Linked DNA regions of Homo sapiens: all the other regions are linked to region 3. A link is an interaction called in ENCODE POLR2A ChIA-PET data of the cell type or tissue named here. Cell type or tissue: PC-9. All regions are shown on one strand.

Region 1 (8,000 bases), 52 kb before region 3:
TCGAGATCAGTTTGGGCAACATGGAGAGACCCGATCTCTACAAAAAAGAAAATTTTTTTTTTTAATTAGCCAGGAGCGGTGCCTGCCTGTAGTCCCAGCTACCAGGGAGGCTGAGGTGGGAGGATCGCTTGAGCCTAGGAGGTCGAGGCTGCAGTGAGCTATGATTGTGCCACTTGCACTCCAGCCTGAGTGACAGAGCGAGACTCTGTCAGCAAATAAAATTCAGTTTCATGGCAAAATGAAGAATGTGAGCTTTGTCTTCCCCAAGAGACTCATGGGAAGCAGATGCGGAATCTCTGAGGAGGCTGTTGGCTCTCCCCCCATGATAGCTGCCGGCCAGGTCGCTCGGAGGGTCTCCCTACCCAGGAGACAACCTCACACTGCCCCCTGCTCCTGCTCCTGTTAGACTGTCATGAGTACAGCCCGAGGAGAAGCCTGGGGTCTCAGTGCCACAGCACAGCTCCTGTCCTTCCCCAGGTTCCTGCGTGAAGACCAGCTGGGAGCCCACTGCCTGCTGCCACCTCCAACTCCGGCCCCCTCACCATGCACTCCCTGGACGAGCCGCTCGACCTGAAGCTGAGTATCACCAAGCTCCGGGCGGCAAGAGAGAAGCGGGAGAGGACGCTGGGTGTGGTCCGGCCCCGTGCTCTGCACAGGGAGCTGGGCCTGGTGGATGACAGCCCCACACCTGGCTCTCCAGGCTCCCCGCCCTCAGGTACTGGCCCTGGGCAGGGCAGGGGGACTTAGCCCTGATCCAGTCATGGTGACAGGGAGAATGGCCAAGTGTGTCCACCAGCATGTAGCTGCAGCCCCTCTCGGCTTCCGGTTCATGGGAAGCCCGCACGCTTGTCCTTCCATCCGCCCAGCATCGTATGTCTGCAGGGAGGTGGGAGCTGCAGTGCCCAGCTCACGTGGCTGGCACACGATGCAAACTGAGGCCTCTAGGCAGATCTGGAACAGAGCTGGTCGGGCAACCAGGCATTCAGAAGGAGCGGCAGTAGTCCCAGGACCTGCACCCTAGGCTGTGGGGTGGTGCCGCTGGCCAACCTGGGCAGTAGAGGCTGGGTCTGAGCCCAGGAGGTGCCTCTCAGGGATTCCCGGTGCTTGGGCCCAGGGTGGTGGGCACCACTTCTGCCCTGCCTCCAAGAGCAGAGTCACCCGAAAACCAGATTCACCGCTTGTCTGAAGGGGAAGGCTATGGGAGCAGCCCAGCCCGAACCTGCCACTTTACAGAAGGGAACACTGAGGCAGGAAGGGGCCTGGGAAAAGCTAGAAAGGTTCCTACCTGCCCGTCTGACAGGGACCCAGGGGCCCTGGGTTCGAGTCCTGTTCTGTTATTAACCCTGCGTGCCAGACCATTCCCGTCTGCAAAGCGGGCACTTCCCCCCTCCCCGGCTCACGGGGGCCAAGCTCTGGCGGCTGGTAAAGCTCAGAGGTGGTGGGTGGTGTCACACACCTGTCAGCTCCACAGGCTGCTCCTCACATTCGTGTGGTCTGGGGGCATGGCTGGTGTCTGCTCCCAAGGTCACAGTGGGGGTTCGGAGGCAGGAGTACCTGGCCCACTGGGACTCTACACTCCAGCACACCCTGAACTGTGCCTCTCCCTCAGGCTTCCTGCTGAACTCCAAGTTCCCCGAGAAGGTGGAGGGACGCTTTTCAGCAGCCCCTCTCGTGGACCTCAGCCTGTCACCACCATCTGGGCTGGACTCCCCCAATGGCAGCAGCTCGCTGTCCCCCGAGCGCCAGGGCAACGGGGACCTGCCTCCAGTGCCCAGTGCCTCGGTAAGGAGGGGTGAGAGTTCCGGAGAGAGGGGTGGACTGGTTTCCTGGGGTTGCCATGACAAAGTACCCCAACACTGAGTGGTTTAAAAAACAGATGTGTTACCCCTCATAATTCTGGAGGCTGGAGTCTACCTGGAAGGCTCTAGGGGAGAACCTTCCCTGCCTCTCTCCTGCCTTCTGGCAGCTTCTGGAAATGCCTGGCACTCTAGCCTGGTAGCTGCTTCACTCCAGGCTCTGCCCTGTCTTCACACGGTCTTTGTCCCTCTGTGTCCGAATCTCTCTCTGGTTTCTCTTATAAAGACACCAGTCATGGCCGGGCACGGTGGCTCACACCTGTAACCCCAGCACTTTAGGAGGCTAAAGTGGGAAGATCGCTTGAGCCCAGGAGTTCAAAACTAGCCTGGGCAACATAGCAAGACCCCATCTCTATTTATTTTTTTGAGACAGAGTCTTGCTTCATTGCCCAGGCTGGAGGCCAGTGGCCCGGATCTCAGCTCACTGCAACCTCCGCCTCCCGGGTTCAAGCGATTCTCCTGCCTCAGCCTCCCAAGCTGGGACTACAGGTACACACCATCACACCTGGCTACTTTTGTATTTTTAGTAGAGACAGGGTTTCTCCATGTTGGTCAGGCTGGTCTTGAACTCCTGACCTCAACTGATCCGCCCATCTCGGCCTCCCAAAGTGCTGGGATTACAGGCGTGAGCCACTGTGCCCGGCCTTTTTTTTTTTTTTTTTTAAACAGGGTCTAGCTCTGTCACCCAGGCTGGAGTGCAGTGGCATGATCTCGGCTCACTGCAACCTCTGCCTCCCAGGTTCAAGCAATTCTCCTGCCTCAGCCTCCCAAATAGCTGAGATTACAGGCATGTGCCATCACGCCTGGCTAATTTTTGTATTTTTAGCAGACATGGGGTTTCACCATATTGGCCAGGCTGATCTTGAACTCCTGACGTCAAGTGATCCGCCCACCTCAGCCTCCCAAAGTGCTGAGATTACAGGCGTGAGCCACCGCACCTGGCTATATATTTTTTTTAATTAAGAAAATAAAAATTTAAAACACACCAGTCACTGGGTGTTGGGCCCACCCTAATCTAGTGTGACCTCATGTTAACTTGATTACATCTGCAAAGATCCTAGTTCCAAATAAGGCCACATGCACAGGTAGGGGCTGGGGAGAAGAGGACCTGAATGTCTCTGTTTGGGGACACCATTCAGTCCACTACCGATGGGACGGGGGGCTCTGGGCCAGCAGGACCTTGACTAGCCCTCCCCTCGCACCCCAGGACTTCCAGCCACTGCGCTATTTGGATGGTGTCCCCAGCTCCTTCCAGTTCTTCCTGCCCCTCGGCTCCGGGGGGGCCCTGCACCTGCCTGCCTCCTCCTTCCTTACCCCTCCCAAGGACAAGTGCCTCTCGCCAGACCTGCCCCTGCCCAAGCAGCTGGTGTGTCGCTGGGCCAAGGTGAGTGGGGGCCAGCAAGAGTAGTGTGGAGTCTGGGGCAGGTCACCCCGCATGGGCTCAGAACACTTCCCATCCTCCGCAGTGTAACCAGCTCTTTGAGCTCCTGCAAGACCTGGTGGACCATGTCAACGATTACCATGTCAAGCCCGAGAAGGATGCGGGGTACTGCTGCCACTGGGAGGGCTGCGCCCGCCATGGCCGAGGTTTCAACGCCAGGTGAGGTGGGGGAGAGAGGGGTAGAGGGAGGACTGGGGTCTCCAGTGAGCTGAGCCGTGCCCCCCGCCCTCCCTGGAGCAGGTACAAGATGCTCATCCACATCCGCACACACACCAACGAGAAGCCACACCGCTGTCCGACCTGCAGCAAGAGCTTCTCCCGCCTGGAGAACCTGAAGATCCACAACCGGTCGCACACAGGTAAGAGGCCGGGGCCGGGCGGCTTGGCCCATGAAGGGGGCGCTCAGCTGAGACCGGCTGGGCAGGTCCCCAGGGGGAGGGGACTGTTAAGTAAATCCCGGGCCTCAGAGATAAGGGTTGATGTCATCGCCCAGGGGTCCCTTTTCCAATGCAGTTTGCTAGGGGAAGCATCCCCTGGGGGTCAGACCCCCACCCAGCACCTGCTCTTGGAGCACCAATGCCATTTCCTGGTTCCCGTGGGTATCTTCTGACTAATGCCACCTCTGTGATCGCAGAGGCCAGGTCGGCTTCACTCCTCACTACAGCCCAGGCCCATACCAGGACAGCTCTGGTTGTCAGAGCCACAGACATAATTTTACATTTCCTAATCGCTGCATAAAACACAGCAAAAATAAATGGGTGAAATTAATTGTAATATGGTTCGTTGACCCCGGTACATCCAACGTGTTATCAATTCATTATTAAAGACAAATCAGTGAGATATTGAAGTTCTTCATTTCATGACAAAGCCTCAAGGAGCTGATGTGTATGTTTTTTCCTGGTGTTTATTTCACCCTGGCAGCACATCTCCAGGTGGAGAGCCATGTATCAGGAGGTCAGTCACTACATGTGGCCCCCTGCTCTGGCCAGGGCAGCAGAAGATGCCTGGTGAACCTTCAGCCATTTGTTGAGTGAGGGCAGTAGCGCCCAGGCAGCACTCCCTGTGGCCAGGCCCACGCTGGGCGCCTCGTGCCAGGATGTGATCTCCAAGGCCATGGTGTCTTTTTTTTCTTGAGACAGACTCACTCTGTCACCCAGGCTGGAGTGCAGTGGCATGATCTTGGCCCACTGCAACCTCTGCCTCCCAGGTTCAAGTGATTCTCCTGCCTCAGCCTCTGAGGTAGCTGGGATTACAGGCACCTGCCACCACACCCAGCTAGTTTTCGTAGTTTTAGTAGAGACGGGGTCTCACCATGTTGGCCCTGCTGGTCTGGAACTCCTGGCCTCAAGTGATCTGCCTGCCTTGGCCTCCCAAAGTGCTGAAATTACAGGCGTGAGCCACCGGGCCCGGCCTCCAAGGCCATGTTCTGCTGCTGAAAGGCACATCCTCTGTAGCAGAGGGTGCAGGGCGAGGCTAGGCAGAGCTGGAGTCAACCAGGCTGAGTTTTCAGCCTCTGTGCCCTGCCTGGGGGCAGATCTCATGCCATGTGCTGGGGATGCCCCCTGCCCCCAGAATTGGGGCATCTATGTTCCCAGGGAGTGCTTGGCCCGGGGAAATGTTGAGTGCATGGGGTGAGACCCAGGAAGGGGAGAGACCCCTCATGGCGGCACTGCACTGCACCACCCTGCAGGTGAGAAGCCCTACGTCTGCCCCTACGAGGGCTGCAACAAGCGCTATTCCAACTCCAGTGACCGCTTTAAGCACACGCGCACCCACTATGTGGACAAGCCCTACTACTGCAAGATGCCCGGCTGCCACAAGCGCTACACGGACCCCAGCTCACTGCGCAAGCACATCAAGGCCCATGGCCACTTTGTGTCCCACGAGCAGCAAGAGCTCCTGCAGCTGCGCCCACCCCCCAAGCCGCCACTGCCCGCCCCCGACGGCGGCCCCTATGTCAGTGGGGCCCAGATCATCATCCCCAACCCAGCTGCCCTCTTTGGAGGCCCTGGCCTGCCCGGCTTACCCCTACCCCTGGCCCCCGGCCCCCTTGACCTCAGTGCCCTGGCCTGTGGCAACGGTGGGGGCAGTGGGGGTGGGGGGGGCATGGGCCCTGGGCTGCCAGGCCCCGTCCTGCCTCTCAATCTGGCCAAGAACCCGCTGCTGCCCTCGCCCTTTGGGGCTGGCGGACTGGGCTTGCCTGTGGTCTCCCTCCTTGCTGGCGCAGCTGGTGGCAAGGCCGAGGGGGAGAAGGGGCGTGGGTCGGTGCCCACCAGGGCCCTGGGCATGGAGGGCCACAAGACGCCCCTTGAAAGGACGGAGAGCAGCTGCTCCCGGCCAAGCCCCGATGGACTCCCCCTGCTGCCAGGCACCGTGCTGGACCTGTCCACGGGCGTCAACTCAGCTGCCAGCAGCCCAGAGGCGTTGGCCCCTGGCTGGGTGGTCATCCCGCCGGGCTCGGTGCTGCTCAAACCGGCTGTGGTGAACTGAGCCCATCCTGCGGACAGTTGTGGTGCCCCCCCGGCAGCTCCCGGCACTGCCCCCGACGAACGGAAACTCTTCTGTGAAATAGCAATAATGTCCTACTGCCCGGGCAGCCCCAGCCCAGCCCGCCGGGAGCAAGGATGGTGCTAGGTCATTCATGGCTGGCCTCCCAGCCCCCGGGTGGGGACCTGGCCTGTCATGCAGGGAGAGCTGTGCTCCTGGGTGCTGAAGCCTCGCTCCTGTCTGTCCCCCACCACCTGGCCCTCAGCTTCTGAGAGGCTTTCCCCTGCCCGACCTCCTCCCGTTTCCCTCTCCCACCCTGGCACCTCCCTCACCTAGTGACCACCCATGGCAAGTTGCCCTCTCCCAGCAGAGGGGGTGGGTGGGGTGGCATCTGCCCTCCCTGCTAGCACCAGGCTCCCCCTTCCTGAGAGGAGCCCCCAGGGACCAGAGGCCTGCCCTTCCCTCCTAGGCTTACCCAGCCCCTGCCCTGGGGGCTCCTTGGACCCCTTTCCCTCTGACCCTGCCTCCAGAGGGAAAGCAAGACAGATGCAGGCCCCTGCAAAGCCCCAGGTAGAAGCATGCCCCCCAGGACAAGGCGCCTCCCACTAGTTAGGAGGAGGCCCGCTCTGCAGCCGCCGTCCTCACCCCAGGCCAGGCCTGCAGTACCAGACGGGATAGCTGGCCACTCCACCCCTGCACCCCAGGGTCTCCTCCCTCTACCTTTTGGGGCACCCTGGGAGCGTGGGAAGCAGGTCCGAGGGCCCCTGAGCTGGCAAGGGGAGGTGCCAGGCCAGCTGTGGTGCCAAGATACTGAGTGACCTGGGCCCTGGCTCAGGGAGCATGTGGGGCCAGGCCCAGCGCCCCGTCTTCCTCCTTCTACCCCCGCTGGGCCTGGCCTGGGCAGCGCCCCCTGCAGAGGCCTTTGGGTCCTTGGTCCTGTAACAGGAAGGGGGAGGCTGGCTGGGGACGACCGACCACAGGCTGGGACACAGCTCCTGGTCTGGGGGCTCCAAGTGACAGCATGCAGGGGAGGGGGCTCCCAGTCAGTGCTGTGTTGGGAGCTTTCTGGAGGCTGTGGACTGAAGGCCTTGAGGGAAGCAGTGGCTGGAGGAGGGTGCTGGACCCATGACACGTTGCTTCCTCTGGCTTTTCCCTGCTGGGCCGCTTTCTCAGAGGCACTTCCCCACCCCTAACACCCAGTGGGCCCCCCCAGGTTCTGTGCCACTCAGAGGGACCCTGGCAGGGGCCAGAACCACTTAAGGGTGGTGCTGGAGGGCCTTGTGCCCCAGTCCCATCCCAGGACGCCCTGAGGGATGGACGCAGCCATGCACCCCCCATCTGGGGCCTCTCCCTGCTCCCTCTCCCACCTGGCAGCTGGGAGTTCTGGCTTCTAGGCCTGCCCTGTCACCAGGCCTCTGAGTGGCCAGGCCCTTCCACCTCCCCATCTGTAAAACGAGGCAGCTGCCCGGACAGCCTTGGGGTCCTTAGTGGCCCTGCAGGTCCTCTGGCAGCTCTGCTGACCCCACCCTCTCCCGGACTGCCCTTCTGTCCCAGAGGGGTCACCCTGACCCGGCCCACCTTGCCACTGGGCTTTGGACTCCAGCCCTGACAGGGCCCAGCCACACTGGCTCTGCCCCTCGAAGGGGCTATGAGCAAGGTAGGAGGGAGCTGGTCTCCTTTCTTCGGGCCCCACCCAGGCCCTGAGCACCCCCCACCCCTGTGAGGGCCCCAGGCCTTAAGTCCCTGGCGGGGTCATGGGTTTGCGACTTGAGCAGAGCGGAGGAACAGGGCACTGGAAGGCCGACGAGCTCAGCATGCGACTCGGTGACGGACCAGGCTCGGCAGGGCCGGTGTACTTTTTGTGGTTGTCATTGGTGTGTTGTTGCACATTCCAGGACGTCAGTATTTTAACAGGTTCTAAGTGCCTTTCTATCGTAGCTTATGTTTTCCTCCTCTTGGCTCCATTGCTGTTAGCATAGAGTTTTAAAAAAAGAGATAAGCTAATGACTATAACAATATATTCCTCCATGGGAGAGGAAGTTTATAAAGAAACAATAAAAGTGAGTTGCAAAGATGGCTTGTATGTCGTGGATGTGCCAGGAACCCGGCCCTGACATGAGGCCACCACTGCCCTGAGCCCCTGCAGGCCTGATCCGGGCTTTCTCCCCGACCCTGCAGGTGCCCCTCCCTCTCAATCTGCCGCTTAGAGCAGGAAC
Region 2 (8,000 bases), 77 kb after region 3:
ACCCTCTTCTCTGTGACCCACCCCAGCAAGCAAGGTGGGTTGTTTCTCCTTCAGTTTTGCTTCCCAGCAGTGTCCAATTACTGTGCGTTGTGGACCACAGCTCTGCCACATCCGATTTTCCTTTTTCCAACCTGTTTGAAGTTCACCTGTGTCCAGGATGGTACCCCAAGGCCGGCTCCTTCCAGGACAAGGATGAGGAGAGAAAGGGAGAAGCCCATATCTCCCCCGCCTCCCTGCAGAGCCTGTCTCCAGTTCACATGTGCAGATGGCCTCACTAGCTCTGGAGATGAAAGGGGTGTGTCAGAAGCTCGGCTCCTGGGGCTCCTCTGTGTCCTGTGCTATGTCCCCGTCTGTGAATGAATTTCAAATGTGGGAACAGAGGCTGCTGGTCAGAGCTGTTCTGCTAGCTGAGGTCAGAACAGGCCACTTCACACCTGTCTGACTAAACACGTTTAGGTCACTCGTCCCAGTCACCAAGTGATCCCTTCAGCCTTGGACCCTCCCTTACTGCTGTGTTGGTACAGCCCTGGAGCCACCCCTTACTGCTGTGTTGGTACAACCCCGGGTCCCCTCACTTACTGCTGTGTTGGTACAGCCCTGGACCCCCCCCCCCCGCTCCAACTTACTGCTGTGTTGGTACAGCCCCGGACCCTCCCCAACCACTTACTGTTGTGTTGGTACACAACTACCACCCCAACCCAAGTCCTGGAAGCAGAGTCCTCTTCTCCTGGAAGCCATCTGGGAGAACAATGGCTTTATTCAGATGTTGGTGCCTCTGCCCCTCTGGTGCCCCCGATCCCCACAAGGGGCCGCGAGGCGGGCAGGTCACAGCAGGTTGAAGTCCCCTTTGTGCTGTTCCAGCCACTGGTCCAGCGTCAGGGCCTTGGGGTTGAGTCTCAGGGTCAGCTCGATGTCACGGTCGGGTCTCAGGGCATAGAAACGGAACATGTTGGCCAGGTCCCGGGCACCGGGAAAGCCAAGCTTTTCGTAGTCCTCAGGAGTCATCTGGAAGCAGAGGAGCCTGTCGTGGCCGGCGTCCTCCAGTGCCCCGGGAGGTGGCGGGGCAGGGAGGCCGGATGGGCTGGGGTCTCCCGACCTGCTACACCCAGAGCCACTATTGTCTCGGTCCCTGACCCAGGTCCTCCGTACAAGGTCATTTGAAAACTTCTAAGAGCCGAAAGTTCAGAAACTGCTGCTCTCCTGAGCTGCCTGACATTGTAGATCAGTTTAAAGATTGTTCTTGGCCAGATGCTGTGGCTCATGCCCGTAATCCCTGCACTTTGGGAGGCTGAGGCAGGCAAATCTCTTGAGGCCAGGAGTTCGAGACCAGCGTGGCCAACACGATAAAACCCCGTCTCTTTCAAAAATACAAAAATTAGCCAGCCTGGTGGTAGGTGCGTGTAATCCCAGCTACTTAGGAGGCTGAGACAGGAGAATCGCTTGAAACCAGGAGGTGGAGGTTGCAGTGAGCTGAGATCACCCCACTGTACTCCAGCCTGGGCAACAAGAGTGAGACCCTGTCTCAAAAATGAATAAATAAAAAGACTATTATTTTCAGATCATGAGACGAAAATATCTCAGTCCCTTCCAAATCAGAGACCTGCCTGCATCACTTTCTTTCTCAAAAACCAAAGCTTGACCAGACACAGTGGCTCACACCTGTCATCCCAGCACTTTGGGAGGTGGAGGTGGGAGGATCGCTTGAGCCCAGGAGTTAGGCCCACCACGCCGGGCTAATTTTTTGTATTTTTAGTAGAGACGGGGTTTCACCGTGTTAGTCAGGATGGTCTCGATTTCCTGACCTTGTAATTGCCCGCCTCAGCCTCCCAAAGTGCTAGGATTACAGGTGTGAGCTACCGCGCCTGACCCAACTTTCGTCTTTTAAGGACTCCAGTGTTTCCCAGATTCTTTTTTTTTTTTGGAGTTGGAGTCTCGCTCTGTCGCCCAGTCTGGAGTGCAGTGGCATCTCGGCTCGCTGCAAACTCTGCCTCCTGAGTTCAAGCGATTCTCTTGCCTCAGCCTCCCAAGTAGCTGGGATTACAGGCGCCTGCCACCACACCCGGCTAATTTGTTTATTTTTAGTAGAGATGGGGTTTCACCCTGTTGGCCAGGCTGGTCTCAAACTCCTGACCTCAGGTGATCCACCTGCCTCGGCCTCCCAAAGTGCTGGGATTACAGGCGTGAGCTACTGCACCCAGCCTCCCAGATTCTTTAATGAGTATGTCTTACTTTCCTAATGGTAATGACAAACATTAGAAACCAGGTACCCAAGAGTCTGTCCAGTAGGCCTCCTGCCCACCCAGCCAGGCCAATGGGGGCAGGGGTCGGCCCTATCTTTCTAGCCTCTTTCCCTTTAAATCCCCTCCCACAGGGGAGGGGTCGGGTCTATCTTTCCAGACTCTTTTCTCTTCAAATTCCCTCCCACAGAGGAGCCCGGCAGGGCCTGCATTTTCACCCCTCCTTGCCTTGGCTCCTATGGCCCTCTCCTCCTGGAAGCTTTTCTCTCTATTTGGTCAAAACATCTAAGCCAGAAATTTCACTCTGTGGCCAGTTAGCTCCTGGAACAGCAGAAAATAAACGTTGACGATGAACGAATGAATTTAGATGTACTGCCCAGAGGTGTGGGCAGCCCTGGACACACCCTCCCTACGGGAGCTAGAAAGCCCTGACAAGGATGCCTGAGTCACCTGGGGCGGGAGGCCCACCTTGGCATCGTGCACGACCTTGCGGGTGTGCTTGGTGAGCAGGGCAGCGTACTCCTCGGCCGTGTGCCTGCAAGTGCTCAGCCCGATGTTCTGGCCGACGTATTTTTCTGGCATCTTCAAAAGGCTGAGCACCACAGGACCCAGGTCAGACACGGACATGCCATCCATGGGAACGTCACCTGTGGGCAAGCCTGTGGGGCAGAGACGTGAGCTGGTATATGTCCCGAGGGCAGACAGGGGCAGGGACAGAGCCCCTCTCCAAAGGGTCCAAGCTGGTTCTTCCCAGCAGTCAGCTGCACACTCCAGCACTCGGGCATAGCTAAGACAAGTCTTGCTATTTGTGGTAGCACAGAGGCAGCAGTGGAATTGAGTCAGGAAACGGGATGGAATCCGGGTACTGCCACCTAGGGCAGGCTGTTGAGGCTCTCTGAGCCTGGGTTGCTGCATTCCTAGAATGGGGCTAAGAACCTGGGCCTGCCCAGCTCTCTCAGCGCTAGGATGACAGAGAAGGGACAAAGGAAAAGGACTCTGAAAGCTGCTACAGAGAGTGTGGCTGGAGCCCAGGGTCTCCGCTAATCTGGAGGCACCAGCCTGAAGTACTCTGTCATATCCTAGATTCCTGGAAGCTGGAACGTCCACCTCTGAGTAGATACTCCAAATACCAACTCACTTACCAGGAATCCTGATTAACCAGACACCAACGGCTGGCCTAGAGCAGCACGTCCATGATAAATGCTTCATAAATCCTGAATGAATGAATGACTCGCAAACTTCCAGGCTGAGGTTTTGTAGATGGGGAGGCTGGCAACTGTCTGGGTGTGGCCTGTGGAATGCTTGGGTCCTATCCTCCTTACCTAGAGACAGGGGCCAGTGCAGCTTCCTGTTCAGATCACCTGGGAGCTCGAGGGCACAGAGCGCACAGACCGGAGCAGGAGATATCCCTGACTGCAGGTTTTTTTTTTTTTTTTTTTTTGAGATGGAGTCTCGCTCTGTCGCCCAGGCTGGAGTGCAGTGGCGCAATCTTGGCTCACCACAAGCTCCACCTCCCGGGTTCACACCATTCTCCTGCCTCAGCCTCCCGAGTAGCTGGGACTACAGGCGCCTGCCGCCACACCCGGCTAAGTTTTTGTATTTTTAGTAGAGACAGGGGTTTCACCAAGTTAGCCATGATGGTCTCGATCTCCTGAACCTCGTGATCCGCCCTCCTCGGCCTCCCAAAGTGCTGGGATTACAGGCGTAAGCCACCGTGCCCGGCCTTTTTTTTTTGAGACGGGGTCTTGCTCTGTCACCCAGGCTGGAGTGCAGTGCCACGATCTCGGCTCACTGCAACCTCTGCCTCCTGGGTTCAAGCGATTCTTCTGCCTCAGCCTCCCGAGTAGCTGGGATTACAGGCGTGCACCACCACGCCAGGCTGGCTAATTTTTGTATTTTTAGTAGAGATGGGGTTTCACACCATGCTGGCCAGGCTGGTCTCAAACTCCTGAACTGGTGGTCTGCCCACCTCGGCTTCCCAAAGTGCTGGGATTACAGGCGTAAGCCACTGCGCCTGGCCAGCTTTGCAAACTATAATAAATGGTGGTACCAAAGGGCTACTGTTACCACCAGACTTGGCCCGCCAGGTGAGCAGGACTCCCATGGGCTGGGCCCTTATGCGAGGGTGACCTGGCATTCAACCAGAGGGTAAGGAGTGGCCAGCCAGAGGCACCAACCCCTCCTGCCCTGATCACTGAGTGACCAGCAGGACACAGGTTGGGTGAGCCTTGTTCCCAGCCAGGGCCAGTGCACCTAACCTGTTTATAGCCCCAATGGGCACTGAGAAGAAAGAGCTTTCCTAGTTTGTGAAATCTGCAACTGAACTTCATTTTCCAAATCCTCTCCTCGTCTTTGGTTTTTTTGTTTTGTTTTGTTTTGTTTTGTTTGTTTTGAGACGGAGTGTTGCTCTTGTCGCCTAGGCTAGAGTGCAGTGGCACAATCTCAGCTCACTGCAACCTCCACCTCCTGGGTTCAAGCGATTCCCCTGCCTCAGCCTCCCTAGTAGCTGCCAGTACAGGTGGGTGGCACCACGCCCAGCTAATTTTTGTATTTTTAGTAGAGATGGGGTTTCACCATGTTGGCCAGGCTGGTCTCCCCGCCTCAGCCTCCCAAAGTGCTGGGACTACAGGCATAAGCCACAGCGCCCGGCCCTCCTCATCTTTGAAGGAGAACTGACAATCACTAGGTCCTCTCTGTAAAGCCTTCCAATGGACCAAGCGAATATCGTGTCACCACCATCTCAGCAGATCTTGCCACCCCTGCAAACATTGGTATAGAGCCCATCTCACAGAACAGGAAGCTGAGGCCCCGCAAGCTGACAGGATGTGCTCAGTCCTGGGCCTAACGTGAGGGAGCCACGGCTTGAACCTGGCACCACGTGACAGCGGCCCGCGGTCTGTTACACCAACGGCTTTACAGGGTGAGAGCTCTGCCTCACCGTGTGCGAGAAAGGGCACTTACTCAGCAAGTAGCTCTTTCCGTCTGGGGCTTTCTGGGGCAAGAAGTGGGAGAGGAGGTTCTCAAAATAGCAGGGCAGCCGCACACTGGTCATGGGAACGCCAATGTCCCGGAAATATTCCTCCACCTCCCCTTTGCCGTCAAAGTGCGCGGCGGCCAATCTCCCTGCCGTCAGCTTCTTGATGTTCTCCAGGCCGCTGTAGACCACATAGTGGAGGCCCAGGCGCCTGGCCAGATCAGCGAGCAGCTTCCCCTGGAGGGCAGGGAAGGAGAGATCACAAGGCTCAGAAGAAGGATGTCTGTCCCTGGTCACAGCCCCAGCATTCTAATCCCGGAGCGGCCACCATCTGCGAGGTTAACATCTAGACCCCACTTACCCTTGAGGAGGCCCCCTCTCCTGGAATGATGTTCACACATGACACCACGCCCGTAAACACAGCCCCGGAAGCCTTCTACCAGCCACTGACTCTGGCCCACCATGTGCAACATAGGACGGGGGGGCAGGTCGGCTGCAGGGGGACGGCCTGCATGGAGGTCTAAAGGAGAATGCACACGTCCCATCTCTGCTGGTGTGAGAACACCCTGCCCATGGAGCTCAGCCATCTTCCTTGGAGAGCCCTGGGAGGCTATACAGAGGCACCACAGCTGCCTAGGTTCAAATCAGGCTCTGCCATGTACGAGCAGTGTGACCCCAGAGAAGTGATGGCACCATCCTGACCTCGCTGGTAAAATGCAGATGACAACACTACCTACTGCATGAGGTGACGCAGAGATTCGGACGGTGGCCTCCAAAAAGATATGCCGCATCCTCATTCCTGAAAACTGTGAATGTGACCTTATTCGGAAAAAGGGTCTTGGCAGATGTAATTACGTGAAGGATCTTGAGATGGGAACATCCTGCACTAACTAGATAGGCGCTAAATCCAGTAACCAGGGTACTTATAAGAGACGGGAGAAGAGACAACACCTGGAGAAGGCCATGCGAAGAGGGAAGCGGAGATTGGAGCTTTGTGGCCACAAGCCCAGGAACACCTGGAGCCATGAGAAGCCAGAAACAGTGAAGAAGGATTTCCCTCAAACCCCTTGTTTTGTTTTGTTTTTTAAGATGGACTCTCACTCTGTCACCCAGGCAGGAGTGCAGTGGCGTGATCTCTGCTCACTGCAGCCTCCGCTTCCTGGATTCAAGCAATTCTCCTGCCTCACCCTCCTGAGTCGCTGGGACTACAGGTGCCCGCCACCATGCCTGGCTAATTTTTGTATTTTTTGTAGAGACAGGGTTTTGCTGTGTTGGCCAGGCTGGTCTTGAACTCCTGACCTTAAGTGATCTGCCCACCTCAGCCTCCCAAAGTGCTGGGATTACAAGCATAAACTACCACGCCTGGCCTCCAAGACTCTGGAGAGAGGGTGACATTGCTGACACCTTGATTTTGAACTTCTAGCTTCTAGAATATCAGAGAATCGATTTCTGTGGTTTTTGTTTTTGTTTTTGAGACAGAGTCTAGCTCTGTCGCTCAGGCCGGAGTGCAGTGGCACAATCTTGGCTCACTGCAACCTCCGCCTCTTGGGTTCAAGCAATTCTCCTGCCTCAGCCTCCTGAGTAGCTGGGATTACAGGCGCCCACCACCATGCCCAGCTAATTTTTGTATTTTTAGTAGAGACAGGGTTTCACTGTGTTGGCCAGGATGGTCTCAAACTCCTGACTTCAAGTGATCTGCCCGCCTCGGCCTCCCAAAGTGTGGGGATTACAAGCATGAGCCACTGTGCCCAGCTGATTTCTATGGTTTTAAGCCACGTGGATTGTGGTCCTTTTTCGTGACAGTACCAGGAAGCCCACAGGGAATCATCAGGATTAGAAATAAGATCTGCTGGGCTGGGCGCAGTGGCTCATGCCCGCAGTCCCAGCACTTTGGGAGGCCGAGGCAGGCGGATCGCCTGAGGCCGGGAGTTAGAGACCAGCTTGACCAACATGGAGAAACCCCGTCTGTACTAAAAATACAAAAAAATTACCAGGGCATGGTGACGCATGCATGTAATCTCAGCTATTCGGGAGGCTGGGGCAGGAGAATAACTTGAACCCAGGAGGCGGAGGTTGCGGTGAGCCAAGATTGCGCCATTGCATGCCAGCCTGGGCAACAAAAGCGAAACTCGGCCTCAAAAAATAAAGAAAGAAATAAGATCAGCTCAGGGCCGGGCATGTGGCTTACGCCTGTAATCCCAGCACTTTGGGAGGCCGAGGTGGGCGGATCACCTGAGGTCAGGAGTTCAAGACCAGCCTGGCCAACATGGTGAAACCCCGCCTCTACTAAAAATACAAAAATTAGTTGGGTGTGCTGGTACACACCTATAATCCCAGCTACTCGGGAGGCTGAGGCAGAAGAATTGCTTGAATCTGGGAGGCAGAGGTTGCAGTGAGCCGAGATCACCCCACTGCACTCCGGCCTGGGCGACAGAGCAAGACTCAGTCTCAAAAAAAAAAAAAAAAAAAAGATCTGCGTTAATCAGAGAAGTTGTCTTTGTCTGCTCTATATAATGGGCTTCTAGGTAAGACCATAATTGAAGAAAGGGTCAAGGCTAATAACAAGTTTGGATGGGTACACGTGGACATGAAGGCAACAACAGACACTGGGAACCACGGGAGGGAGGGAGGCAAGGGTTGAAAACCTACCTACTGGGTACTGTGCCCACTACCTGGGTGACAGGTCCAGTCACACCCCAGACCTCAGCATCACTCAATATACCAATGTAACAAACCTGTGCATGTACCCCTGAATCTAAAATAAAAGTGGAAATTACTTTTTAAAAAAA
Region 3 (8,000 bases):
CCAGCCCCATGCCACTCCACTGCCCACCATGGGCGCAGCAGGAAATCCTGCTCCCTGCCTCCTGCCCCTGGCTACAGCGAGGGCTCTGGTGGGAGGGGAAGTGTGAATCATCAAAGGCAGGGACCCCATGGGTGGGGAGAAAGGGGCCGAGCCCCAGTGAGCAGGACAAGCTGGGGGACAGGAACAAAGGGCCCAGGTTGGCTTGCAGACGGTGCCAGGATTGGTGGCCTTGGGATGCCCCCTCAGCCCCTGCATTAGGGATGTGCCCAGGCTTTCTGGAAACCCTAGAAGTGGGAGCATTTTCCAGGAAGGCTGCATGCTGAGGTGGGGGCAGTGATGCTGAGTGCAGCTGTGGCCTGGACTGGGTGCAGGGGGCTTGGGGACAGTGATGGACACACAGCACCTTTTCCTGTTACCCTCAGTGGGATGGAGGGGAGGGGACCCACTGGGCTGCCGCTGCAGGGGCACCCAGAACATGCTGGAGTGAGCCTCCTGCAGACCCCATGCCACTGTCCCACAGGTCATGGCCCCGGCCCCCAGCACTCAGGCTCACCCCTGGTGGGACAGAGTCAGCCCAGCCAGACCCAGGGAGCAGGCCCCGTGGCGCGGGTGTTGATGTCAGTGCCGAGTCAGGCCCAGCCACGCGAGGCTCTGGATTCAATTAGCGGCTGCTGAGGGCTCTGGCACGAGGAGGGAGGAGGCGGGCCGTGGGTCATGGCGGGCAGTGGGTGGTGGCAGTGGGCCTGGGTGGGGCCCCTTCTTCCTGAGGCAGCGGCGGCAGCCCAGGTGGATTTCCTGTAGGCCTGGGTCCCATTAGGGGAGTGGCTGCGGCCAGGCCTGCCTCCCCCGGCCCGTGGCTGCATCGTCAAAGGGGCCTTTGTGGGCCTGAGGCTGCTGCTGAACACGGCGGCTGCTGAAGAAATGTTTTCACTGCAAAGCAAACCTGGCCGAGTGGGATGGTGGCAGGGGGCAGTGGCGGGGGGGTGGCAGGGCCCAAAAAAAGGAAGCCTTCCCTGGAACAGTGTCTGGAGTGTGCCATCAGATCAGGGCTTCGGGGAAGGGGAGAACCCAGCCAGGGGGCGACCAAGCTGAGATGCAGCCTCGACCCGGGACAAGCCCCCCGACTCTAGGCCAGGGACCAGGGGCAGACGTGGGGGTGTGCGAGCCCCCATCACCAGGTGCTGACTGCAGCAGGCCCTGGGCCATGTGGGTGACACATGCTCTTGTTTCATGCCCGGCGACCTCGTCTATTGAAAAGGAGTGGCCACAGGGAGGGAAGACAACATGCTCACAGTAAGTGGAGACAGGACCCCAGCACCTGCTCCCCAGCCACGGGTGGGGCTGCCGGCCACGCGGGAGGGCTTAGGGCCACTGTGAGCTACAGAAGCAATACACCCTACTTCTATGGGGGTAGGGGGTGATACAGTTCACCCAGCCCCCTCACAGGCATTCACACACTCATCCCCGCTCAATTCACACCCAGAAGCGTGGCACCCAAGACAGGTGTATCTCTGCATCTCCAAGACCAAAGCATGAGCTGTTCCTTCAGTGCAGGCTGCCAGTCCCTCTCGTTATCCCCCCACCTCCACCCTGCGCCAAGCATGGTACCAAGCACACAAAGTGCTGGGCAGCCCTCCGTGGAGGCTGCCTGAGCACAGACAGGACCTTGGTGTTCGAGGCTGGCCTGGCTCCCAGCCCCTGCTCCTCTCACTGTGGCTGGCTTCCCCTTAGATACTCCACAAATGTCAGGGGAAGGGCATAGGTGGGACCACAGCGGAGGCCCCTGGGTGAGGATGAGGAGGGGACGGGGTGTGTGCACGAACCCTGGCCTCCTCTAGCTCTCATAAGGGCACACACTGTTCTGCCCAAGCCAAGATGGAAAATCTGTAAAACAGAAGAACTCGAGGGTGGTGGAGTGGATGCAGTTGCCAACCTCCCCATTAGCCGTGCCCACAGATGACACTCCAGACTTTCCATGCTCAGCCTAGATTTGCTCAGAGGCCCCGGCACCCCAGGGAGTTAGTGGGGGGCTCCAGCTTCCAGGACGCCTGGGGGTGCAGGGGACCTGCCACCTCTCAGAACAGCTGGGGGGCTGGCACACATCCTTGGCATCCACCAGCTTCATGGGGGCTGGCAGAGCAGGGGCCAGGGCTCGGGGGCAGAGGGGAGAGGACCCTAGCCTGGCCACCCATCTGGGAGTGATTTGAGAAATTCCAGTCCTCACTGGTCCTTCGAGGCTATTCTTAACTGTGGTAATTACAGGGTCAGCCTTGGCCAGTGGCACCGTGAGGTCTGGGCATCATTAACTCCTCCAGAGGCCACACTGGGGCCGGGCAGGAGACGCTTTCAGGGGATGGGGACCCTGTCACTGGGGGCAGAGCCTGGAAGGCAGGAAGTGGTGGGTGGAAGTGACTGGTGCCAGGTCCCTTCACACAAATGCCTCCACTGGGGGCCCTGCAGGGAAGGGGCTGTCTGACCTAGAAAGGTCTAGAAGACAAGATGCCAGGCAGCTCCGGGCCTGGGATGGGGGACATGGGGCCAGATCCTAGACGTGGAGTCTGAAGGCCCGGGAGCTCCGACTCCTCAAGGCGGGGCGGGTCCCACTGACTCCTCCCTGAATCTCCAATGCCCAGAGCAGGCAGGAGGCTGAGGGCAGCCCTGACTCTGCCTCTTACCCTCCATATGGCTTCAGGGAAGGTGCCGAATCTTGCTCACCTTTGCCTCCCTCATCTGTAAAATGGGCCTTGCCAGCTTCTCAGCCCCTCCCTGGGTGTGACAGGGTGGGAAAGGGCGTCACTGTCACCCTGACCCCTACCCCTCCTCTGGGCGGCTCTCAGCCCGGGGAAGCCCTTGGCAGGAGCTCTCGCTGGTACTCAGGTGGGAGCTCTTCTGGGGACTCCCCGGAAGATCCCGCAGCCTTCCTTACCCCCAGACACATACCCTTGCTGCTCCCAGAGCCTGGACAGGTCACTGTTGCCTGTGACTCAGTTTCCTCAGTTATGCAATGGAAGAATGAATAAGCTTGCCAAGTACCACCCCTTTCCTGGCTCTGACATTCTCGGATCCCCCTGCCTGTGAAGATTCCAGCAAGGCCCTTATAAGTCACGGTTGAAGTTTCAGAAGGCGGATGGAGTCCCTGTCTCTCCACCCCGGCCCTGCCTGGCTACGTCTCTGAACACCCCCCCCAGCCTCAGTCTCCCCAGCTGTGTTGTGGGTGGTCTGAACAGATGAGTCACTCATAAATGCTTGCCCTGGGCCTCCTGGTGTCTGGCTCCTGAGCCGCAGTGGGCCAAGGCCATCTCGGCACACAGCTGACTGTGCCTGGCCAGGACCCCGCCAGGCACTGCCAAAAGCCCTCTCCACACACTTCTGGGGGCAGATGGAAGGATGAGGTGCACCTGGAGCCCCCCAGGCTGCCTGGGCACCAGCCCCACCTGGGGACATACCTCAGGATAGAACAGGACAGCCATGTGGCTGGTGTGGAGTAGGCCGCATAAACCTCAGTGGGCCGCATAAGCCAAGGCCCACCTCCACCTCCACCTCCACCTCCACCCCCACCCCCACCCTGCCAGGCTGTCCAACAATGCCCACGTCCACCCTCCTATCATAGCCTGGAGCCTCCCTGGGCCTCAGCCCTGCCAGAACATCCACAGAAAAATGAAGCGTATTCTTGCACTTCTGGATCACACCCTCTCCCTGAATGCCAAGCATACCTGTGTCAACCCCCAGCCATGAAACCTCTGGTGACCAAGGGCCCACTCTGCTACCAGGGGCCAGAGGGGCACCTGAGCACCTGCTGCTCGTGACATCTGGAAGCTCCGGGGGTACAGGGCCAGGTGTCTGTTGCAAGGCCTTGCAGCCCAGATCAGGTACCCCAGAACACCCCGGAGATCAGCCCGCCTCACTGACAGGCCGGATCAGGTGCCCTCACCTGCGGCGCCTTGGGTCATCAGCCCCCCAGCCCACCTGCGTGCCGCAGCTCCTACCCAAGCGAGGTGTCCAAGGTGAGGGAGGCCAGGGCGCTGGAGAAGAACCGCGTGTCCCACAGCTTCACTTCGCGCTCACGCATCTGCAGGGAGGGCGAGAGAGGGGCTCAGAGGGGCCTGTCCCTCAGCCCCACCCGGGGGGCTCCCAGGGAAACCAGCGCCTGAGGGTGCAGCCTGACACGGGGCACCTGCCCCAGAGCAGGGCTTGGAGTGGGGGTGGGAGTCACCCCAGGGAAAGAGAATCTGGGTTTTCATGTTCTGCCCCTTTAAGAACCCTTAGGTGACAAAGGATGAGGGGCGGTTCCCTCTGTGTTCTCGGGTCCCTGTAGGGCCACTATGGCTCCTGGGGTCAGGCTGAGCTATTACAAATGGAATCTGCCAGTTTTCAGCAGCCGTCAGTCCCCTGAGGCTCTGAGACCCGGCAGCACAGCCAGGCCGTATATGGACAGGCCTGGAACTGGCCCTCAGTCCCCCGCCTCCCATTGGTTTCGTCCCCGCCCAAAGGGCTGGACATGTCCCCACCTGGCCGTGCCCTGCTCCTCCAGGAGGAACCCCCTACCTGGTTGAATCCAGTAGACACAAGGTGCTCCCAGGTGCCCATCCATGCCAGCCGGCTATCCCTGCTGTTCTCATGGGCCTGCGTGCTCTGCAGGAGGCAAGAGGTGGACCTGAGCCCCCAGGGCCCTGCTGGTGGGCGGGGCCCCCTGGAATGGGCCTGAGCTGGGGAACTTCTGCTGCCCACCTGCCTGAAAGCCTCACAGAGGGTGGGAAGGGCTGGGTCCTTCTCCACGTCCCCACTGGGACCAAGGGTGGTCTCCGAAGCACCCCGGGGATCAGCCCCGCCTCCGCCCCAGTTGAGGGCAGCTCTGCACCCAGAGGCCAACCTGGCTGCTCCTCCCGAGTGTCCCTCCTACCAAGGAGAGGGCTGCCTCACTCCCCAGCTCCAGGCCCCTTCCCTGCTGCGCCAGGGGCTAAAGGCACTGGCACTTTCTTGCCCCTAAGAGCTGTGTGATCCTGGGGATGTCACACTCTGTCAATGCCTCATTTCTCTCGCTTGTGTAAGGGGCTCACGATGCGGTGCCACCCGCTTCCCAGGGCTGTCACCATGTGGAAGGGCAGGGCTTGTGGCAAAGCACCGTGTAAACTGGGGGATTTCGAGGATCACTGTGGCTGCCCCAGGCAAGAGGCAGGGCCTGGGACCCACCTCTGGGCAACGTCCAGAGAGCGCCAAGTAGTGCCTCTCCTGGCCCTCCCGAGGTGCTGGAGCTGCCAGCAGGAAGGCTCCCGGCCCCTGGGAGGAGAGGGAAGCTCACATGGTGGGTGGGGCCCTGTCCTCCTGGGCCCTGGCAGTGGGGAGCTGAGGGGGCCAGAGGAAATGCAAACAGCTCCTCCCAGTCACCCTGGCCCCTGGAGCCTGAGACGAAGGACCCTGTTACCAAAAATAGCTCACCCCAAACCATGGCCAGCTTCCTCCGAACTTCCCACGATCTCCTTGGGAATGAATGAGGGAGGGAAGCAGCCTGCGAGGAGCTGGCCTGGGGCCCCCTCCCCAGCCCGTGGAGGCTGACTCCAGCGTGGGAGACCATCGGAAACGGCTCCAGGTCCCGTCCTTCGAGGGGCTTTTCTCACTGTTCCCTTCCCACCAGGCTGTGGCCGGCACAGGAAGTTGGGGCTGGAGCCTGAGAACCAAGGCCCCACTGCCCTCTCTCCACGTAAGAGGGGATATCGGGTCAGGACAAGGGTCGAGCCATTGGCCAGCCCTGCCCTCAACACCCGGAGAGGGTCACAGTGTCATTCAGGCTCCTGCCCTCTCGTTGGTGTTTGTTGTGCAAATATCTGCGTGTGTGCAGCCCACCAGGTGGCTCTTAGCTTGTCCAAAAGTCACTCATTCATTCAAGAAACACACAAGGCCTCCCAGGGGCCAGAACTGTGCTAGGAGCTGGCAGTGGGGCCGGATGGTTCTCAGATAGAGGGCAGGTGCTGGGGGGAAGCAGTGCCCCTCACTCATCTGTTCTCTCGTCATATGGGTATTTGAGCCACACACTATTCGAGATGACATGGTGAATAAAATGGGGAAAGTCCCTGTGCCCGTGGAATAAACACATCGGGGAGGTAGATGTAGGCCAAAGAGAAATCAGTGTGTCATTCCCTGTGACTATGCATGCCATGGGGGAGCCGCACGGTGTTAGGGGAGGAAGCTCTGGAGGTGGACCCAGGAGAGCCCCAGCCTGGCCACCTCCCTTGGTGGGTCAGTCACTAGCTCTGTGCCTCAGTTTCCATGTCTGTAAAAAGCACTGTAACAGAATTTACTTTTTTTTTTTAACCTTTCCTATGGTGCTGAAGGACCTACTTTTGAAGACGGCCACAAGGAGTAAGAGGGAACACTTGTAGAAGGCTCAGGATTGTGTCTGACACGTGTCAAGTGTGCATGTCTCACAGCTGATAGCAGGGTACCGCCAGACTGTAAGTGAGGGAAGACCTAGCGTCATTCCTGCTAGGCTGGGAGGGTTGATAGGCGTGAGCCAGGTATGGGAACTGGCATCTGCAAAGAGTTGGAAACTGGAAGCAGAGAGACCCGCTCAGCCAGCAGGTGGGGACGAGGGAGGCGGAGGCTGGGCCAAGCCTGCAGGGTCCCCCAGGGGCTGCCACTGAGCACTTTTCACCTAGGGGCACAGGCTAAGGCTAGGGGTGGGACGCCCTTGGCCTGTAGCTCCCACCTTCCTAATTCACATGTGGGAAGCCTAAAGGCACAGAGAGACGAAGCCATGGTGCAAAGTGGCTTGGCCCCAGCTGTCTCCTCCACCTGCACAAGATGGACGTGAGGCTCAGAGTGGTGATGAGGCTTGCACAAAGTCGCAGCTAGGAGGCAGCAGGGAAGGGAGGAGGAGCCGCCCAGGACCACAGCTGCCCCAGAAACGCTCTGCTTCCAGCAAACATCCTGGGCCAGCTCTTGCTCCCTGGAGCATTCAGCCCAGCCTTCAGAGGTCCAGGTAAGAGCTTTGTCCGTGCCCAGCCACTCCCCAATGTGGGTACACCCAGCTCAGTTTGCCCAGAGACCACAGGAAGCCCCCAGGTGAGGGAGGGGGTCAGTGGCCCACCCCTTACCCTGTAACTCCTCATCAATGGAGTGATCACCAGTATCAAAAATGAGAGGTGGGCTGGGCGCAATGGTACCTGCCGTAATCCCAACACTTTGGGAGGCTGTGGTGGGAGGACGGCTTGAGCCCAGGAGTTCCAGAGCAGCCTGGGCCACAAACTGAAAACTTCTCTCTTAAAAAAACAAACACTAGGCCGGCACAGTGGCTCACACCTGTAATCTTGGCATTTTGGGAGGCCGAGGCGGGTGGATCACCTGAGGTCAGGAGTTCAAGACCAGCCTGGCCAACATGGTGAAACCCCATCTCTACCAAAAATACAAAAATTAGCTGGGCATGGTGGCAGGCGCCTGTAATCCCAGCTACTCGGGAGGCTGAGGCGGGAGAATCGCTTGAACCTGGGAGGTGGAGCTCGCAGTGAGCCGAGACTGTGCCCCTGTGCTCCAGCCTGGGTGACAGAGCAAGACTCTATCTCAAAAAACAAACAAACAAACAACCCAACTAGCTTGACGTGGTGGTGCGTGCCTGTAGTCCCAGCTACCAGGGAGGCTGACGCAGGAGGATTGCTTGAGCCCAGGAGGTCAAAGCTACAGTGAGCCGTGTTGGCGCCACTGCACTCCCGCCTGGGCGACAGAGCGAGACCCGTTTGCCAGCCTCAGCAAGCCTCAGAGAAGAGCCGTCTCCCCAGCTCCTCATTCTCCTGCATAGGGGGCAAGAACAGGGGCTGCAGCTGGGACCCAGGCATCCTGCTACCCTGCAGCCCCAAGAGGGCCCCCACCACCTAGCTCTGAGAATAGGAGGGGCTGTGGCAGGGCAGGAGCAGTGTCAGCCCCGCAGGGGGTGCAGGAGGGGAGGCGCGTGCCCGCCCCTTCATCACCATGGCGACACTTCCTGTGCAGGGCAGGATGGTTCCAGGAGC

The links. ChIA-PET counts read pairs that join two places held together with the same protein. Peaks named below come from ENCODE experiments on the same cell type or tissue, not always from the same donor. Only the 100,000 strongest peaks of a DNase experiment are listed, where the experiment ranks them.
Region 1: POLR2A ChIA-PET joins it to region 3 with 6 read pairs; 9 of 35 experiments call an interaction of 5 or more read pairs at or near these places.
Region 2: POLR2A ChIA-PET joins it to region 3 with 8 read pairs; 10 of 35 experiments call an interaction of 5 or more read pairs at or near these places.

Annotation. Positions count from the first base shown.
Region 1 is chr16:4,331,738-4,339,737 of GRCh38, forward strand. It overlaps GLIS2 (GLIS family zinc finger 2), which reads left to right. Exons shown (of 7, transcript NM_032575.3): 2 at 478-715; 3 at 1,610-1,782; 4 at 3,064-3,240; 5 at 3,323-3,456; 6 at 3,538-3,656; 7 at 4,988-7,858. The coding sequence starts at 544. The coding sequence ends at 5,787. Among named protein-coding and RNA genes, the nearest start is that of GLIS2-AS1, 7.4 kb to the left of the region's middle. RefSeq lists an enhancer at 7,805-8,000. In PC-9, no CTCF peak of the experiment used is centred here; no DNase peak of the experiment used is centred here.
Region 2 is chr16:4,460,955-4,468,954 of GRCh38, forward strand. NMRAL1 (NmrA like redox sensor 1) reads right to left here. Exons shown (of 6, transcript NM_020677.6): 4 at 5,199-5,448; 5 at 2,706-2,896; 6 at 740-1,005. The coding sequence ends at 826. Among named protein-coding and RNA genes, the nearest start is that of NMRAL1, 9.7 kb to the right of the region's middle. RefSeq lists an enhancer at 5,076-5,577. In PC-9, no CTCF peak of the experiment used is centred here; a DNase peak (open chromatin) is centred at 3,497; H3K27ac peaks cover 3,023 bases.
Region 3 is chr16:4,384,000-4,391,999 of GRCh38, forward strand. CORO7-PAM16 (CORO7-PAM16 readthrough) reads right to left here. Exons shown (of 31, transcript NM_001201479.2): 8 at 4,546-4,632; 9 at 3,987-4,069. CORO7 (coronin 7) reads right to left here. Exons shown (of 28, transcript NM_024535.5): 8 at 4,546-4,632; 9 at 3,987-4,069. Among named protein-coding and RNA genes, the nearest start is that of VASN, 16 kb to the left of the region's middle. RefSeq lists enhancers at 1-269, 6,665-7,216, 7,217-7,770. In PC-9, no CTCF peak of the experiment used is centred here; a DNase peak (open chromatin) is centred at 4,422.